2 separate regions of the Homo sapiens genome follow, and region 2 is linked to region 1. Evidence: read pairs that join two places in POLR2A ChIA-PET (ENCODE). Cell type or tissue: Caco-2. All regions are shown on one strand. Links, peaks and the distances in the headings refer to the core of each region. The heading gives the core; the rest is flanking DNA.

What was found. ChIA-PET counts read pairs that join two places held together with the same protein. Peaks named below come from ENCODE experiments on the same cell type or tissue, not always from the same donor. Only the 100,000 strongest peaks of a DNase experiment are listed, where the experiment ranks them.
Region 2: POLR2A ChIA-PET joins it to region 1 with 6 read pairs; 2 of 35 experiments call an interaction of 5 or more read pairs at or near these places.

What each region holds. Positions count from the first base shown.
Region 1 is chr13:34,555,231-34,559,627 of GRCh38, reverse strand. All of the region lies in intron 2 of LINC02343 (long intergenic non-protein coding RNA 2343), which reads right to left. All of the region lies in intron 1 of LINC00457 (long intergenic non-protein coding RNA 457), which reads left to right. Among named protein-coding and RNA genes, the nearest start is that of LINC00457, 83 kb to the left of the region's middle. In Caco-2, for the core only: no CTCF peak of the experiment used is centred there; no DNase peak of the experiment used is centred there.
Region 2 is chr13:34,625,458-34,629,854 of GRCh38, reverse strand. All of the region lies in intron 1 of LINC00457 (long intergenic non-protein coding RNA 457), which reads left to right. Among named protein-coding and RNA genes, the nearest start is that of LINC00457, 13 kb to the left of the region's middle. In Caco-2, for the core only: no CTCF peak of the experiment used is centred there; DNase peaks (open chromatin) are centred at 1,744 and 2,154.

The sequences.
Region 1 (4,397 bases), core at 156-4,155:
AGTAGAGATAGAACAGACAGTGCCATAGTCACACCATGTTCTTTCTATTCAGGCTCCACGGAGGCCAATTTATTATACATTAGCTCATTAAAGCCTGTGTTCCAATACAGTTACTGTGTTTTTATTTTCTCCCTAATGTGAAAATTATGAAGATGGCTCAGGAGGTGAAAATTGGCCTTTATTTCTCTTCCAAAAAGTGTCCATACAATCAACATCTCTATGCAACATTATTTAGAAATACCTTTGAGGCATTAAAAAACAAAGAGAACTAGCATGGTTTCTCACACAGTTTTCTGCAACAAAATTCCTATCCACTTTTTTAAATGCAAAAAGATATTTCTATATCATTCCCAAGAACAGTTTTTAAATACTTATTGGGTGCAGATTGCTACCCTGTTGTGGATATTTGTTGGGATTAGCTGCCCAGCATCCACCTATCTTTCCTGCTTTGGGGAAAAATCTCAGGAAAGCTGAAGGGAGGCATATATTTCATTTCCCATCTCCTCAGCTGCTGGAGGGTGTGCAAGTGAACTTGCCCAGCCAATCAGATGTCCTTACTGAGTACTGAGTCTGCAGCCTGTGATGTTGCTAGAAGAGAATGGCTGGGAAGTATTTATGTGGTGGTGGCAGTGGTACCCTGGGTTAAGTTCCAGGGTGTCATAGTAGCAGCATCCCTTATTCAGTATTGGCCATGGTGTCAGTTCTACCAAGGATAATGTGCAATGAACAACAGCAATGACAGCCACAACATCCTGGCTTTTATAAGCTTATCCAGACCTTATGTAAGGCATGATTTGGGCTCCACTTCTGGCTGCCTGGAATTTCATGATTCCCAACATTTTCAAACCAGTTCTCCAGCCTTTTTATTGTTACTGGAAGTGGATAGTCTTGAAAAAACTTTAGTGCAAGTTAAATGACGTTAATAAAAATTAAACAAAAAAGCATGATGCCTGGCTCCTAGGAACTATAATTACAAGCAAGCCTATCTTTCTACAACCCTAACAGAGTACAAGAAATGTGGATTTACAGGCCTGATGAATTAAATAATGAGTATTTCTTTTATTCTAAAGGTTTTTCTATAAATAGTTAACTCCCTTATGAATTGTGAATGAAGTATGGGATAGACAATAAATTAAATCAAAATAGTCAAGAGGACACATTCAGTTAAACAAAGAAGTAGGGTTGTAATGATTGTTTTTGGTTGTGTCAGAATCTGGATTTGTAGGAAAGATGAACTGACCTGCATTGGGGAGCCTTGAAGATTTTCTTAAGCCCTTGGTCTTTCTAAGACCAGACCAATGGCTCTTTAGACTTCCCTTGTATGCTTGGGTTCCCAGGGTGTGAAGCTCTCTGATTCAGTTTCCAACGTCATTCTGCCTTGGAATGAAGCATTGCATCTTCTAAGGACAGAGGAGAAGCTGTGGTGGTAGTGGAGTCTATAGTCAATTTTAGAAGCTCCAGCTTTCTTGATTTGCCTTCATACTGTGTGCATTTCATTTTTCTTTGAAAAACATGCACTGATGATATTTTACCGTAATCAAGGAACCAAAAATAGCATCTCAATGGGCTTAGCATTTTTACTCCAGGTGTGGATTTTTTTTTTTGTCTTCAGGCCATGGTGTAAGAATCCACTTGGTTGATTAGGTTTCTGCTGCAGTGTTAGATGGTCTTATGCATCCCATCACTGAACCCATTTAGTCAATATCTTAATTTTTTAAATTATCTCAGAGACTTTAAAAGAAATCAATGGTGAAAATGAAGAAACATTATTAGTCTAATAATTGATAACACTTCATTACATAGAAATTTGAAAGTAGTATTAATAAGAATAGTAAATAAAAATATTGTCTCTATATTATTTGTGGTTTTCTTAAACCTTTAAAAGATCCCAGATTCGAGGGGGAAAAGATAAAAGGAAAGTTCGAGCTTTGATGTTTACATTTCCCCAAATCTACACACCAAAGGAAAAGTTCCTATTTTAAAAAGGTGCATAGAAAATGCATATGCATGACATAAATAGGCACATATTTAAATCTGATGAACTTTACCTTGATAATTGTGCTCATCTATTTTAACACTAATATTGACATTTTTCTATATTGAGTTGATTTTAATTTCAGAAGCTTTAAATGCAGATTTGACATTGCCAGAATCTTCCTTTTCTTGTGATTCAGGTGATGAACTAATTCTCCTCTGAAACCCAATCTTCTGTCTCAGATCCCTTCACTCCTTTCAAAACCTGACGTTGGTTAGGTTAAAGCCATTGGGTGAGTGTATTCTCAGATTCCTCCCTTGCTGCCTTCAAGCTCCTCTGCCTCCTACACCAAAATGTAAGAGGATTAAGGGGCTCTCCTCCTTTCCAGCTCTGTACTGTGCATTCTATCCCTTCTGCTTCCCCAGACCCCTCTGTTAGCCACCCCTCTCTATTTTCTTTAACCTCCCTTCTCACTGACATCCCCCTCAGTACCTCCCTTTGACTCTCAACATAGAATAAACAGACTCAGTTATTTCCCAGGCGAAAGCCAAAACAGTCAAAGCCCAAATACCAAAATTTTATTCAGTCCTAATCACCCTCTCTCTGTCAGCTCTTGGAAGGACAGCTTCCCTCTGATTAGTGACATTTTGCCAAAGCCAATAGATATATTCCTGTTCACACTCATTGGATCTCTTTGGTATTTAATCCCAGTGGCTGCACCTGGTATCTTCACGTGCTTCTCTTTTAGCTTCCTTGACATTTCTCTTTTGGGGTTTTCAAATGTTCTCTGTGGCCACGTCTTACCACTTTTGTAGATTTACTATTGTTGGCCAAACTTCGGTATTACCCAGGGTTATGCCCTGAACCTCTATTCTCATTGTGATGTATTTCCCATCTAAGGCCATGGTTTCATATGTGACTGTATTCTAATGCCTTCCTGGTCTGTATTGTCCATTTATATCTCTCTGCTGAGCTTCAGACTCATTTTTCCTATCACGTGTGAGATATGTCCGCAACTCCATTTATTACATTTTGTTCAAAGCATGCTTTCTCCTGTCCCATGACCCTAGGGAGAAACTGAGACACATGTTAGAGAGTTCTCTCTCACACACTTAGTCCTGATTTCCACCACATTTGTATCCATCACTATTACGTAGACTAAGCCACCAAGTCTGCTTTGGGTCAAATTCTCTAGTCCACCATCTTAATCCCACTTCTGCTTCCTTAGTTTTTGTTTTAGGGCCACATTTCTGCGACTCTCTATTCCTGTCACAGCCTCCTGAGTACTATTTTCTGTTTCCTCTTCTACTCTTTTTCCTCCAGGCTCTTTAGCGGTGCCAGAGTGGTTTTTTCTAAACCACAGCCCTTATCATGAGGCTTCTTTGTTTGAAAGCTATCAAGGTTCCAAAGAGCTTTCAGGGCAAAGAGAAAATTCCTTAGCTTAATACACAGGCCTTTATCCTCTGGATCCTCCCCACTTCTCTGGTTCAGTATTTTTTTCAATGTGTGTTTCTAAGAATAGCCGGGGAAAGGGAGAGAGTGGCTGTTTTCCTCCTGCAGGCCTTCAATATGCTAGTGTGCACTATCACTCCACAAGAGATGCGTATGCTCTACACGGCATTTCCCAGAGTGATGTGGGCAAGAAATCTCTTCTTAATCCAGGGATAATTTCAGAGTCCTGGTAGTCCATGTAACATAATTTGGGACATACTCTTGCAATATTATCTCCTGACACTCACCCTTGCACACTGTACTCCAGTCAAGTGGAGATCCTTGAGGCTGCCAGAATATATGATGCTTTTCCTCACCTATGTGCATTGCACTGGCCTTTCTTCTGCCTAGAGTATCTTTCCATGAGTTTATGATCTAAATTGCTCCCATTGTTTTAGGGCGAGTATCACAGCCTCTGAGCATTCTTCCTTGCTTTCCCTGCCTTCCTGGGTCTGCTTTTGAATGCTCTCCCCTGTGTGCCCGTTAAGCTTGGTTACAGCACATGCTATCTACTCAAGTCTGACTTTGTCGTAGTCAGAATATTGTCCTATTGGCTTTGTGTCACTGGCATCTAGCATATTGCCTAGCACAGAGTAGATGTTCAGTGACTGCTGAACTCACAAGTGAATGAACGGGTTGGATTGAAGAGGATGAAAGTCTGACTCAAGGGACAAGCATGGCATTCTTACCGAAATGTTTGTGATCAGGACAATGGCTGGAACTAGCTGGGCACTCCTTGGATGGTGAAGGCTGGGATTTCAGGGGAGAGGGTAGAGAGGCCTAGAGGTCCTCTCTGGAGAAAGGAGAGAGGGAGAAAATTCCTATTCAAAGAGCTGAACTGGTACAGGGCTTCCCTGAAAATGTAGAATAGATAATAGAATAGAATCAGATTTTTAATATGACTTGTTCCAGATGTTAAAAAGCTTATATG
Region 2 (4,397 bases), core at 67-4,066, 70 kb before region 1:
CACACACAGACACTGAGGATATTGGACAGACAATGTGATGCTGATGTGGAGCAACTCTGGCCTGAGAGAGAGAATTTGATTCTAGGACCAAGGAGTAGCTGCACAGTTCTGCAGGCACTAGCTATGTCACCATGATCGCCTCTGCCTGAGTCTCAGTTTTCTCATCTACAAAATGATCATCACACTCTTTACTTTCCATGAGATTTTGGGTGCAAATATGCCGAATAAACTGTGAAAAGAAATTCTTTGTGATTCCCAAATACAAGGATGAACAAAAAGGGGGTCAAGTGAATCAGTTGGAGGGGTTCAGCCTCTGAATGGGGGACTGCTTTTCTGTCTGTCTTTCCAACAATAGACGTGATTCTACACATGCCCTCATGGGCTCAGCCTACAGTGCAGGGAGACTGGGCCCTCACTAGGAGGTAAGTTCTCATTATATTCCATGCTTTGCTTGGAGCCAGGACATTGTTGTATATTATTTCATGCACCAATCTGTTATAGGTAACCTTTCCTTGCAAAATGTGTGTGTGAAGTGAGATAAACTTTTATAAATATTTCCAGGGAGGGAAATAATTTAGACTATATACTCCTTATGTTTGGTATAGCTTATAAAGGAACTGAGTGATAGAAATGTAAAATTAGTCTGTTCTTTGGGTGGTAGAAATCTATAAGAAGAAACACAGAGCAGTCTATTCAAGTCCACCTTTGGGGAATCATAGATTAAGATGCAGTGGTCAAATGTGAATTGCTTCGTCTGAAAATGACACAACCATTTTAGTATAATATGGGCTGGCAGCTGTGTCTTATAAGCCTGGGTTTAAGAATATTTACAACCCAGTGGCTCTAGAGTCTTGAGGGATTTTACTTTCTTTCTACTCCACAGTTGTTGGTTTTTCTGACATTGATTTCTGTAGCTGCACTCAGCTTTATCCAGCAGAGATGGAACACAGTTTCACAAATTTTAGTTGGAAGATGCATTTCTAGATTTTATTTTGTTTCTGTTATTATGAGGAGCTTCTGACAAGTCTCAACCCAGTGAAACAGCTAATTTCCCTGCGATCTATTGAGTACATTGATATCAGGAGGAGCAAGAGGGATTTAAAAAAAAAAAGTCTTTTTGGTTTGTCTTACATTTCCAATCCTTACCTGGATTGAAAGTGCTGGGGAAGACCTGGAAATCCACAGCTCATTGGAGAAAGTGGAGAGGTGGGCAGCATTGCTTTGCAGAGACACCTCCCTGTTTCCTGACTTCTTATATTTACAAATCCTTGTGTTTAAAGAATCTCAAGAGACAACTTTTCGTGTAGTGTGTATCTAATTGTTCTAACTGCAGGTGGAAGCGAGTGAAGCCTGCTAACTTTGTTTTGTATTTCACCCTGTAAGTAAATTTACTTTCAAATCACTGTGTGTTTACCATTCTAAAATTAATCATATGTTGAAACCTCTTCTGATTCCTTAGCTGCTTTTGGCTGTAAAACACGCTGATATTTGGAATAGATAATTTTCCAGCACATATTTACCTCCCACTTTGGAATCCTAAGTACGTCAGGGAGGCTCTCCGAGTAAACACATGAGACTCAGGAACATAATTTTTATGAATGGAGCCCCCTCTCAATAAATTTTTGGAATATGAAAGCTGAAAGATGTCTAACTGTCAGGAGAAGGCGAGGAGCCTCATGCTTTGTGTACTTTGGTGTCTGCGTAAGTGCTGTTAAATCAGAGAGCACAGCCTTCAAAGCCATCACACCCTTCTGCTACAGAGGCAATGGGGCTCACTAGAATGTCTGGGCTTGCACAGAGGCCAATCAGCCTCACCCTTCCAGGTCTCCTAATTACAGGTCGAAGAGAGGAAAGCGAATCTAATAAGGGATTCCTTTCCTGGGCAGTTATTTTTAGAATCACATTTAGGTGACAGTGATTATATTCAAGTGTGTCCATCATGTTTAAACGTGACCTTAGGGATGGTGTTTTAGTTCTTTCCCACAGTAGGGCTGGTCTCTTGCTGTTGCAGTCAAACTTTTACACCTCGGTCTCTTGTGATCAGCAAAATGCCAAGGGAGAAAGTGACATTCACCGGCCCTGAGAATGAATCTAATCCATGACCTTTGCCTCATTAGCAGCCTGACCTAACCAATCAGAGAAAAGCCTGCCTTTGATTCTGGTAGCACAGGCTGTGACAGCGACAGAGACAGCCTCCTTGGTGTGGCTCTAAGATGCATCCCTGGTTCCCTTTGATCTGCTTTGTCAATGCAGACATACCAATTTAGGTTGTCTTTCTGACTCTCTGTAGCTCTTTCTGTCTGTAATTAAAATGACAAAATGTTTGTTATCCACTGACGTAAAGTAAATACCAGCAACTTTACAATCTTTATTTGCTTTTTCTCAAGAATATGCTCACAGATTCAGTGCTCACAGATATGCACTGAAATCTAATATCCAGATGTTTAGAATTGTTTAATTTAAAAAATTTAACTATTTATTTAAAATAATTTCAGACATACAACAAAGTAGTAGAATAGTACAAAGAATTCCAATATACCTTTCACCCAGCCTCCCAAATGTTAGCATGACACATAATATTTATATAATGATCAAAACCAGGAAATTAACATGATATGTTACTATTAACTAATCTATAGACCTTATTCAAAAATTTCTGAAGGATCACACATTTAGTTGCCCCAACCTCTTAGTCTCTTCCATTCTGGGACAATTTCTCAGTCTTTCTTGAACTTTTATGACACTTGTGAAAAATAAGAGTTAGTTGTTTTGTAAATTTTCCCTCTGTTTGGATTTGTCTGCGTTTTCCTCATGATCAAATTCAGATTATGCGTTTTCAGCAAGAATATGACAATAGTGATCCTGTGCTCTACTCGGTGCATCTTTGTTTTGTTTTGTTTTGTTTTGTTTTTTGAGACGGAGTCTCACTTTGTTGCCCAGACTCGAGTGCAGTGGCGCGATCTCGGCTCACTGTAACCTCAACCTCCCAGATTCAAGTGATTCTTCTGCCTCAGCCTCCCGAGTAGCTGGGACTACAGGCACGTGCCACCACGCCCGGTTAATTTTTGTATTTTTACTAGAGACAGGGTTTCACTCTGTTGGCCAGGCTGGTTTTGAACTCCTGACCTCAAGCTTCCCGACTTGGTGTGTCTTATCAGGGAGTATGTGGTGTTGATACATGTACCTGCTAGTGATGTTAGCTTTGCTCACTTTGCTAAGGTGGTGTCTGCCACTGTGAAGGTACTATTTTCCCCTTTGCTGTAAATAAGTAAGTTGTGGAGAGATCCTTCAAGACTGAATAAACATACTGTTTCTTATCATGCTCATTATCATACTCAAATCTTTGGACTTTTGCAGTTGAAAAATATTAATGGGATCACTGCCTATTATTTTAAAGACATGCCACAAAAAATTAGGATGTCAGGGTGAGAATAAAGAGTTTTAAGGTATAAATCCCACTTTGTTATTGTTATGATTGGTCTTTATTTTACTGGTATCAATACTGTAGTTTGTGATCTTTGGCACTTTCTTATGTTCTTTTCTTGGGTGAAAAAATTAAATATATAATACATGAACAAAGATATTGTTTCAAAAATTTACTGAATAAATTTTATTCTATATGTCTAGATCCAGTCCTCTCCCTCCCTCCTTTCCCTTCTCCCTTCTTTTATAAACTCACTGAGGCCTAGTATGCCAGTCCCAGGTGTAAAAAGGTGAGAAAACATAGTCTGACCTCCAGGAGTGCCATGCTAGAGGTACCAGGATAGCACATACTTAGAATGGGTGCTGGAGTATTGGTAAGCTGGGTTTGGCCTAAGATCCTTTTATCCTGAAAGCACAAAGTGAAAATCAAGGCACAGTTTTACAAAGGATCAAGGTGAAATCAGGATAAGGTTTGGAATCTGAGAAAAGTAATGCTATCTATAGGATACATAGCAAAGCCATCTATCTTGCCTTTGTGGCTTTTGCTGCTGTATGGTTTCCACTAAGGGCTAATAGCCATTGGATTCTAAAAAAAAGAAAGAAAGGAAAAAAAAAAGAAAGTAAATTAACTGAACATGAATGTGATCGAGTGGGTGTCCTTCCCTCAGAGATACTGAAAATCTACAGCAAGGCTGGTTGCTGGGAACCAGAGCAGAGAGAAAGAAGCCAGAAGATGACCCTCTTTGAAGTCTTTAGACCATGATTAGAGACTGGCTCTTCTCTGCTTAGTCCTCAGTCCTTTGGGAAATGGCAGCCCTGAACACACTTTATGCCATTAGAAAGGTTAGTGGAAGGGTCTCACGACCTATAAACCCTGTTGCGTTATTAAAGCATGCCAACTTTTAACCAGTAAATGATGTGTCTTTTCACTGTGATTCAAATAATTTCTCCAAATATCTGGTTTCCCAGAATTT